2 separate regions of the Homo sapiens genome follow, and region 2 is linked to region 1. The links are chromatin contacts, found by Hi-C or POLR2A ChIA-PET in ENCODE. All regions are on one chromosome and are shown on one strand. The core of a region is the stretch at or near the end of the contact, and the rest is flanking DNA. Distances in the headings are between cores, read along the strand shown. Region 1 holds the start of NET1 (neuroepithelial cell transforming 1). Region 2 holds the start of PFKFB3-AS1 (PFKFB3 antisense RNA 1).

Region 1 (4,686 bases), core at 964-3,463:
GGATCCTTGTTCAACCATTTTTCTCCTCTACTGTCTGTTCAACCTCTCCCTCTATTTGTTAACTCAGCACAGCACATCAAGGGAATTTATTCTTTCTTAAGAGTCTATCCCACAAAATTGTGTTATTTCTCTCTATTCTTTCTTGTCTTCCTGTTGCAGTGAAACTTCTCTTCACCAATCCCATTGCCAGCTATCAGATTCGAACAATCATTTTTTCATTTAGACTACTGCAGACTGATTTCCTACCAATCCATCAGCTAAACTTGGAAATTTTAATTTGGTATACACAGCTGGGTCCACAAATCTCCTGAAATGTTTATGTATATGTGCACATTTTTGGGGAATAGTTTTCATAAAATATGAAGAGTGAGATGACTCCAAAATGTTGCTTATTTTTCTCATGGAAGGCAAACTGATCTTTTAAAATGCAAATATGTCATGCCATTGGCTCATTTAAAGTCTTTCAGTATTTCCCCATTACCATGAAGATAAAACCCAAACTCTGTCAAGGCATACAAGGTCTCTTCATGATGTGGCGCTTACCTCTTTAGCATCATCTCTCATGACTACCTCCTCCTTCTCCCCATATTGGTTTCCTCTCCTCTATACAAATATCACTGTTAATATAGTAATAAAATAGAATATATACCCAGAACTCATCAGACTCATTTGCTTCAGGGCCTTTCTACATGCTTCTCTGCCTGAAATCATCCATTTACATCTGCTCTCTAAACTGGTCCTTAAAGACTCAGGGATTACAATAGGAAATCATTTCCTATTCTCTCCAGTCAGGATTAAGTGTTCCTTTTAATCTACGGCATTCTGTGTATATCACTATAATAACTTTTATCACATATTATAATAATTATTAACCTACTTATCTTTCTTCCCCACTAGATTATAAATCTTAAATAGTAACAAGAGTATTTTTCCATTTCCATATTCCTAGTGTTGGCACTCACATTATTTTCTGAACAAATCGCACATTCTCTTCTCAACCTGTTGCAAAACACTCTAAGTTCGATATTGTAACCATTCTTGGAAACCATCTAAGATCAATACTCTCTTCTCATTACCAAATTTAATTTTCATTCCTCATCTAGCTTAATCCTCATCTTATTTTACTTAATCCTCATTTTATTTGACCTATCAATAACATCTGACATAGCTCGCCACGTCCTCTTCTTGAAATTCTTTCTTCATTTGGCCTCCTGGATACTGTTCTCACTTGGTTCCCTTCCTCCTAATTCACTAGCTATCCCCTGAGCTTCGCTTTGTGAAATTTCACTGAGCCAAACACGAGTCATACACTCTCATTTCAATGTATACTTCCACAAAAAGTAAAAAGAAAAAACACGAAAATGGTTGTGATGAACTCTCTAATAGGCATCTCATAACATATCCCGAAGTCAACTTATCCCTTAGTCTTTTCTTTCTCAGGACATGGAAGCCCATTCTCGTGGTGCTCACCATGACAGTTTCGGTCTGAGCAAAGGCATTTGGGAACGCCAGCCTACAGCCAGTTGGGTGTGCAGAACAAAACCATTGTGGTTTTTCCTAAGTCTCCCCTGAGAAACAGTCAGGAGGCGAGGAGACTCAATAAACCCGCCCCTTTGCCACAGGCAGGGAAAATCGCAGTTTGGGGTCTCAGGACCGACCTCGGTCCAAGGCCAGGCACACTGTCACTCCAGCCTGTGCCACCCTCACTTCCAGCGGCCCCCGTCCCCCCCCCCAACCCCGCGGTCACCTCCCCCACCCCCCACTCACCTCCCAGCGGCCCTCGCCTCCCCCTGGCCCTCACCAACACCCCCACTCGCCGCCCCCCACATCCAACTCCCGGCCAGCCCTCCCCTCCCCCCGGCCCTTGCCTCTCCAACACTCACCTCCCGTTCGGCCCTCCGCTCCCCTACACTCACCTCCCGTTCGGCCCTCCCCTCCCCCACACTCACCTCCCGTCCAGCTCCGACCCGGAGGTGTCGGCCGAAGGCCCCGTCGCTCCCTCCGTGCTGAGCCCAGAGGCCCGGCGGCTTCGCCTCCGCGGTCGAGGCTGCTTCTGAGCCGCCAGCTCGGGCTCCATGGCACGGAGGAGGGGGTGGGGCGGTGGCCGGGTGCCCGGGAGACCGGCAGGGACGGGCACGATGCCCGCCAGCCTCTGCCAGGCAGAAAGCGCCTGTCAGCGGACTGCAGCCGCCACCGCCGTCATCCGGGGATTTGAAAATGGCGGCTGAGCAGCGATCAGCCAATCAGTGAGCGCGCAGCGGTTCCTAGGAGACGTGGAGTCCCGCCCCTCCACCGCTCCCGGGATCTACTTGCCTAGGAAAGAACCTAGGAAAATTTGCCCTTAACTCCTGAGCGCATCCCTGAGTCCCTAAGGCCCGGTACCTCCTTCATTGTTCATTAGGACTTTCACTACAGGCCAAGGCAAATGGACTGGAAGCATTTTAATTCACCAGATCTTTCTTAGCATTTGAGGAGAAGAGAGGTCCAAACTAATGACCTGTAAACAAGGCATGTTTATTGGCCATATTCACACTGAATTATTGTGCACGTGGCCAATATGAGATATATTTCCAATTACCAAAGGTTATGCAAGTGTGTTCCCGGGACTGTCTCTAGGGAACCAGCAAAATCTAATTATGAGCCCTTATGTCTTCCAATAAGCATGACACAGTCTCTCCCTAGCAAAACAGAATGAAGTGACTTCATCCTTTGCTTGTAAAAGTCAGCAAAAGACATAATATAAAATAAAAGACCGCTTCAAGTAAAAAAAAAATTGTTAAACAAATTACACTTTCTTTGATTTTAAATATTGCTTTATATGTGTCAAAGTCTTTAAAAATAGCTTCTCCTGACCGGGCGCTGTGGCTCACGCCTGTAATCCCAGCACTTTGGGAGGCTGAGGCAGGCGGATCACGAGATCAGGAGATCAAGACCATCCTGGCCAACATGGTGAAACCCTGTCGCTACTAAAATACAAAACTTAGCTGGGCAGAGTGGCGCATGCCTGTAATCCCAGCTACTCAGGAGGCTGAGGCAGGAGAATTAGTTGAACCAGAGAGTCGGAGCTTGAATTGAGCCAAGACCGTGCCACTGCACTCCAGCCCAGTGACAGAGCGAGACTCCGTCTCCAAAAAAAAAAAAACAAAAAAACACTTCTCTTTTGCCAGTATATTTCCACTTATGGAAATTTATCCTAAAAAATAAAATTATATAAACATGAAGCTATTAATGACATTGTTTATAATAGAAACATTTAAAACAACCTAAATAAACAATGATTTATAGCTCATCCACTGAGAAGAATATTTTCAGCCAACAAAAATGAAGTGTGAAGTATGTAATAGTATACTGGTAATTTGAAATAAAAACATGAAGTATAGAGGTATATTCAGTATATTCAAAGTTATGAATTACAAGAGATTATACAAAGAAAAAAGATAATGTATTAAAATGTATTAAATGTATTAAAAAGTCAATGTATTAAAATGTCTCTAGGTAGACTTTAGGTATTCAAAATTTTTATTTTTATTTTTTGCATTTAATTTTTTTAAAAATAAGGACATATTGAATTTGCAGTACCTTTATAACATGAGGGAAAAATGTTTTTGTTTTAAAAAGAGTAAGAAATTAGGGAGTAACATTGAGATGTGAAGCCAGCTAGACTTCCTGGGTAGAGTGGGGACTTGGAGAACTTTTCTGTCTGGCAAGAGGATTGTAAAACACACCAATCAGTGCTCTGTAGCTAGCAAGAGGATTGTAAAATGCACCAATCAGTGCTCTGTAAAAAGCACCAATCAGCAGGACCCTAAAAGTAGCCAATCACAGGGAGGATTGAAAAAAGGGCACTCTGATAGGACAAAAATGGAACATGGGAGGGCACATATAAGGGAATAAAACCTGGCCACCCCAGCCAGCAGGGCAACCCACTGGGGTCCCCTTCCACACTGTGGAAGCTTTAGTTCTTTCACTCTTTACAATAAATCTTGCTGCTGCTCACTCTTTAGGTCTGTGCCACCTTTAAGAGCTGTAACACTCACCATGAAGGTCCATGGCTTCATTCTTGAAGTCAGCGAGACCATGAACCCACCGGAAGGAACCAGCTCTGAACATAAGTTGACCTTGGTCAAGAACCACTTCTGTTCTACCTTCCCCATCCCTCCCCAAAAATTAAAGAAGAAAGTACTGCTTTGTAGCAGTTAGAGTGTAAGAATACAGAAATGTTCTTAATATTTGGGGAGTTGGTCTCCACCAAGACAGAGCTTCAGAGGATGCAGATGTTTAGATTATGAACAAAAATAAACCTGTAAGAGCAATTCTTCAAGTCAGGTCCCAAGTAGGTCACAACTACTCTGTGTCCAGAAAACTCACACCCCTTTGGGATTTTCACAATTTACCCGAATTGACCAATCAGGGCTCACCTGATGTAACCGATCAGAACTCATCTGCTTTATCCAATCAGGGTTCAGCTGTATTACCCAATCTGAACTGAGCAAGTCTGAATCTTTCCTTTGCATAAACACATCTGATTGGAAACCTGGACAAGAACTTTTTCTATAGAAGCCAAACCCTCCCCTTTATTCTCTGGAATCACCTTTCTTTTACTCCGAAGGCTGTGTCTCCCTGGTTTGCAAACTGTTCACTAGAATAAAGTCTCCTTTCTCCAAACTTCCTTTTCAGAGAACTTTT
Region 2 (4,686 bases), core at 782-3,281, 790 kb before region 1:
TTTCTGCATTTGGCCTTGGCCAAACCTCCCTGGGGATTTAAGAGCTGCATTCCACTCCACTTACAGGTTTTACACAAAGACAAGAGAACCATGGGCCACCCCAGTTCAAGCGCATCTGACTGGGCTGGGCAACACACCCACATCCCCCAGTCCTGGGCTACCTCACAAAGAGGGGGAACAAGACCTCTCCTGAGGGCTACCCCAGAACCCTGAAGTCCACCAGGGTGGATCTGCTGACGTCCCCACCCAGGGCACACCATGGGGGTGGGTGTGGGGAGAGGGGCAGGTCTGGACGAGGCCGGTGATTCAGACCGAGCAGGGCTCCAGGAGAGCTGCCAAGTCCCGCGGGGGCCGTCCTAAGAAACGTAGTAGCCGGGCAACCCTGCCTGCCAGCCGCCTGCGCTCAGGCGCCTTCGGATGACCCGAAGCCACCTCGAGAGTTTGCACCTGGATCCCACGGTCACTACTCAGGCTACGACCTGACCTGGGCAAAACCGCACCAGGCGGCTCCCTGTCCAGCCCATGGGAGCCGGGGCGCATTACCTGGAGAGGCAGCGTCGCCCCTCTGCGCTGCCCACCCGCCCTTTTCCGCGGCGGCGCTCCGCAGCTGAGGTGGAGCTCGAGGTAACCCTCTCCCAAGCGATCGCTGGTGGCGGGGGCGGCGACCGGCGGGGCGGGGCAGGGTACTGCCAGCCAATTCCGAGCACCGGGGGGTGCGTGCGCCCGGGGCGCGTGGAGCAGCGCCAACCGTGCACTCACCAACCCACCGACCCTCCCCAAAGCCGGGGACACAGGCGTGGCTCCAGGTGGCTCTCCTGGCGCCCCCAGCACGGGCGCCCCCATGGCACTGGAGATGCACGGAAGAGAGAGAAGGAGAGAGAAAGAGATAAAAGCAGAAAGAAACAGTGGGAGAGGAAGGAGGTAGAAACAGAGAAAAACAGAGACATATATATCGAAAGAGAAAACAGGACAGAGAAATAGGTTATTAAGTGAAGCGAGGGGATAGGAATGCATAGCAAGGCGGGAGAGGAGATGGAAACATGCAGAGAGAGGAGATCCGGACGGTGAAAAGGGGCGGAGGCGCGAGCGGCCGGGTCCCTGGGCTGCGCTCCGGCGACGGCCGCCCGAGACGGGTGTCGAGGACAGGGATCGCGGAGGATGTGGATCCCCTCCCTGGCCTGCCCAGGCGCGCGCGTCCCTCCGTCTCGGGGTACGCAGCCCGGCCGGGCGCACTCGCCGTTTCCGGGCCGGCGGGGCAGCCACCGGGACAAGGGCCACAGCGCCCCCGCCGCCCGGCCAAGGACGCGCAGCCCGCGCCTCCGCCCCGCCCCGCCGGCGCGACCCGCACGGGCGCGCCCCCCGCAGAGGGGCGTCGGCACAAAGCCGCCCCACACAATGGCCCGGCCCGGCGCAGCCCGCCCTGCAACCCGGCTCCGCGCAGCTGCACTCACATCTGGGCAACGAGGGCCTGTGGTCCACGGGCACCCAGATCTTCTGCACTCGGCTCTGCGTCAGTTCCAACGGCATCTTCGCGGCTGCGCCCGACGGCCCGCCTCCCGGGGCCGAGATCCCGACGCTGGCAGGAGAGCGGCCGCCGACCCCCGGAACAAAGGAGGAGAGGGGGGCGTGCGCCGGCGCGCGGCCGGGCGTTTCCTGCGCTGCCAGGGGAAACGTGCTTTGGGCTAAGTTCCGGACCCTCGCCTGTGCGGGGCTCGACGTGTGCTGCGAGGGTAGCGAGGCTGGGGATGCCCGGCACGGCCGGCTCGTCCGCTCGGAAAGCTCTGGGATGCTCGGGCGCAGTGACAGCCGCGCTCTCGCCACCAGGCCCTGCTGCTCGCCTCCTCTCCGGCTTGGCTGGGATGCCCCGCGCACCGCCGGCTTTTAAAGAGTCCGGGCTGGCCGCAGACGCGTACGTCAGCCTCGGGGCGGGCCGCATTCCTTGGGTCCCAGCCCCCTTCCACGTGGGGAGGAGGGTGGGCGAGCCGGGAAGCAGCCTGCGAGCTCCCCCTGCGGGCCGGCGACGGCGGTGCACCAGCTCCCGCCGCCCTGCCCCGGGCCTGGAGCGCGCCCAGCCCTGCTGAAGGGTCCTGGCTGCTGTTATCCCCTCGTCCCGTTGTCCCCTCGGGACGTCTGGCACAGCTTCCCCGACTAATTCCGGCCCCTCACCTCAACTGTGCTGGCCGGGAGGAGAGCAGAGACGCAGTCCTGCCCAGTGTAGACCGTGGACCCCGCAGCCGAATCCCTTGGGAAGCTGCTTAAAGTGCATCCTACCAATGCAGCTCCTTTAGGGCCATGGAGCCCCAATACTCTGCATTCCTAACACGCGCTGTGGGGCAGGCGCAGTCCAGGTAAGGACATGGGCCAGGCTGCTCCCTGATAATACCCGTGAGCCCATCCCCCGCCACGACCCGGGCGACCCGCGGGGAGGAGGCTTCCCTGATCCTCCCACCTCACCTCGTCCTTGTCCACTTTGCTGAATCCCTTAGAAACCTGGACTTGAACTGAGCCTTGCTCCCCTCCCCTAGCCCAAAGACTGGGAACCTTGAGAGGCCCGCGGTGCTGGGTACGAGGAGGGGGCGGGAAAGCCCCGGGGAGCTGGACTGAAGTGGACTGGGGCTGGGGGCAGCTGGCATCTGGTTTTCACACTCACCATGTACACCATTCAATAAACCTTTATCGCCCCGAGTAGAAGAATGAATAAAACTAGACCCATTTCGATCTGCAATTCATTACCTAAGTCGAGGGAAAACTATTGGGGGCGGCCCCTTATTAGGCAGACTCCTAAAATTCACTCCGTTATCCTGCACACCCTGCAGCTCTGCCTCCCCACTTTTTGGTGCATGCGTGCCCCGTCTCCTTTCCCGGCCCTCGCAGTTTGCACCAGCTCGCGACTTGTGACAGTCGTGCAGTCAGGTCAGAGGCGTGCGGGGAAGATCTGGGTTGCTTTTGGTGGGGAACCGCCGCCCGCGCCGGGACGGATGTAACTTTTGCAAACGAAGCCTCAGTACGGGAGCGCTGCGCCGCCTTGCAGAGAGGTGCACACTTAGCGCTGAGGCTGGGCTGTGATTGGAGGGAAGGCGGCGCTCGCTGAAACCTACACCGCGGCGGAAAAGTCTGCGCAGAGGCTGCCACACGTCGCTCACGTCCCGCATGCTCCACAGGGAGGGCGCCCGCGCCCAGGCGGCGACCGGGGCTGCTCCCGCCCCGCGCGCCCGCCCCACCCGGGCCTCCACTCCTCCCGACCCGCCGCCTGCCGAGGGGCCCCGGAACGCGCAACATCGGCCACCTGGCCTGTGCCCCGCCACCCTCCCCCACGCCTCGACCCCCACTCCCCCTCCCGCCTCGACCCCCACTCCGGCACCCCGCCCCCCGCGCCGCCCTCTCAGAGCCCCTGTTCCCGCGACAGCTTTGCTGACGGTCTGGTTTCCGCGCTCTGGCGGCTGTTCAGAAACCCGATGCGTTGCATTTGGACTTGTTTTCTGCAGTGGGAGCACATGCCAGAGGCGACACCCTAAACGCCCAGGGGAGAGTCCCACTCCACTCCTGAAATAAGAGTGGGCTGACCCGAAGAGGGAAACAGCAGGCAGCGAGCGCCCGCGCCACCGGGACGAGTTCCCGCCCTGGGGTTCGCGGGGGTCGGGGAGGGCTGTAGGCTGCGCGCGGGGAGAGCGGCTGCACCCCTGCAAAGAGCGCCCGCGGTTCCTGGGGAATGACGGTGCACCTGCGCGCCCGCTGCTTGCCCACCGATTTTGCACACGTACAGGCGAGGCAAGCGGACCAGGGGGCCTTCTTCCACACTCCCTACAAGCTTGCAAACACTGCTGGTTTCAGCTCACAGGGAGAGCAGAGAGACGGCGTCTGCCCCAGCAGCGGCACATCATTCATCTCTTGACCTAGATAACGCATCTGACAGCGGTCAGCTCTTAGGGCACAGGGAGTTGATGTCCCGGAGGTCCAGCTGAACTTTCGCAGACCGGGCACTTTTCCTGTCTGTCAATAACGCGTTCCGAGTCTAGAGGGAAGACTATGTTCTTCCCCCATTCGCCTCCTGCACTTGCTCTGCAGCAGGCAAAAGGAAGTTAACTCAATCCCCGCCCCACCACCACCCCCCGCCCCCCCCCCCCCCCCGCTCCTTACATCTAAGTGCAAACTGGGAGTGCGTGGGAGCAAGGACGAATGCACACCTGTTTTTGTTTTTTTAATGGCCAGCTAGAACTCCTGGCAGCCTTTACAGCCCCAGGTAAGTTAGGGTAGAGCCCTCATGAGAGATGAAACTGCTTCACTACAAAATCACTTATAAACAACCCAACTGCAACTGTATTCTGGTAATTTACTGGTTCCGAGTTTACTAGTTTGGACATCCTCCTAACTCATTCCCTAGCTCTGCTAATGCCCCATCTTCACCCCAAATGTCCAACTAGGGCTTGGCCAACTTCCCTCCTACTAACCTGGGTATCACAAAGGCGGCCCTTCAGAAAACGCTCCCAATAACGTAAATGTTCCTCTAATACGATGATTCTTTTACAGCTACAATAACACCAAGGCTAGCGCAGATTGATGATTTCTCCTAGGTCGTGGTCCTAGAAACTATGAAAGATAGAAGGAAACTTCAAGACTACCTAGTCAACCCCACTTGCTTTATGGGAAGAAGTAAAGGGAGTTGAGATTAGAGTAGTCAAGGAACCA

What was found. A loop is a pair of places that touch in the nucleus more often than their neighbours do. ChIA-PET counts read pairs that join two places held with the same protein, here RNA polymerase II (POLR2A). Pooled maps may share reads with other maps.
Region 2: a pooled map shows a loop between it and region 1 (3-fold over the local background). The contact joins the promoter of PFKFB3-AS1 here to the promoter of NET1 in region 1. A Hi-C loop is called at or near these places in 1 of 50 pooled maps. POLR2A ChIA-PET finds 5 or more read pairs at or near these places in 2 of 52 experiments (OCI-LY7 and activated T-cell).

The regions. Positions count from the first base shown.
Region 1 is chr10:5,410,084-5,414,769 of GRCh38, reverse strand. NET1 (neuroepithelial cell transforming 1) reads right to left here and starts at 2,213. Exons shown (of 12, transcript NM_001047160.3): 1 at 1,950-2,213. The coding sequence starts at 2,077. RefSeq lists a silencer at 1,872-2,301.
Region 2 is chr10:6,200,102-6,204,787 of GRCh38, reverse strand. PFKFB3-AS1 (PFKFB3 antisense RNA 1) reads left to right here and starts at 2,031. Exons shown (of 2, transcript XR_007062045.1): 1 at 2,031-2,348. PFKFB3 (6-phosphofructo-2-kinase/fructose-2,6-biphosphatase 3) reads right to left here and starts at 1,856. Exons shown (of 15, transcript NM_004566.4): 1 at 1,452-1,856. The coding sequence starts at 1,527. RefSeq lists enhancers at 1-387, 2,127-2,631, 3,186-3,702, 3,703-4,220, silencers at 704-783, 1,014-1,523, 1,644-1,753, 1,804-2,133, 3,164-3,383 and a cis regulatory region at 1,662-2,193.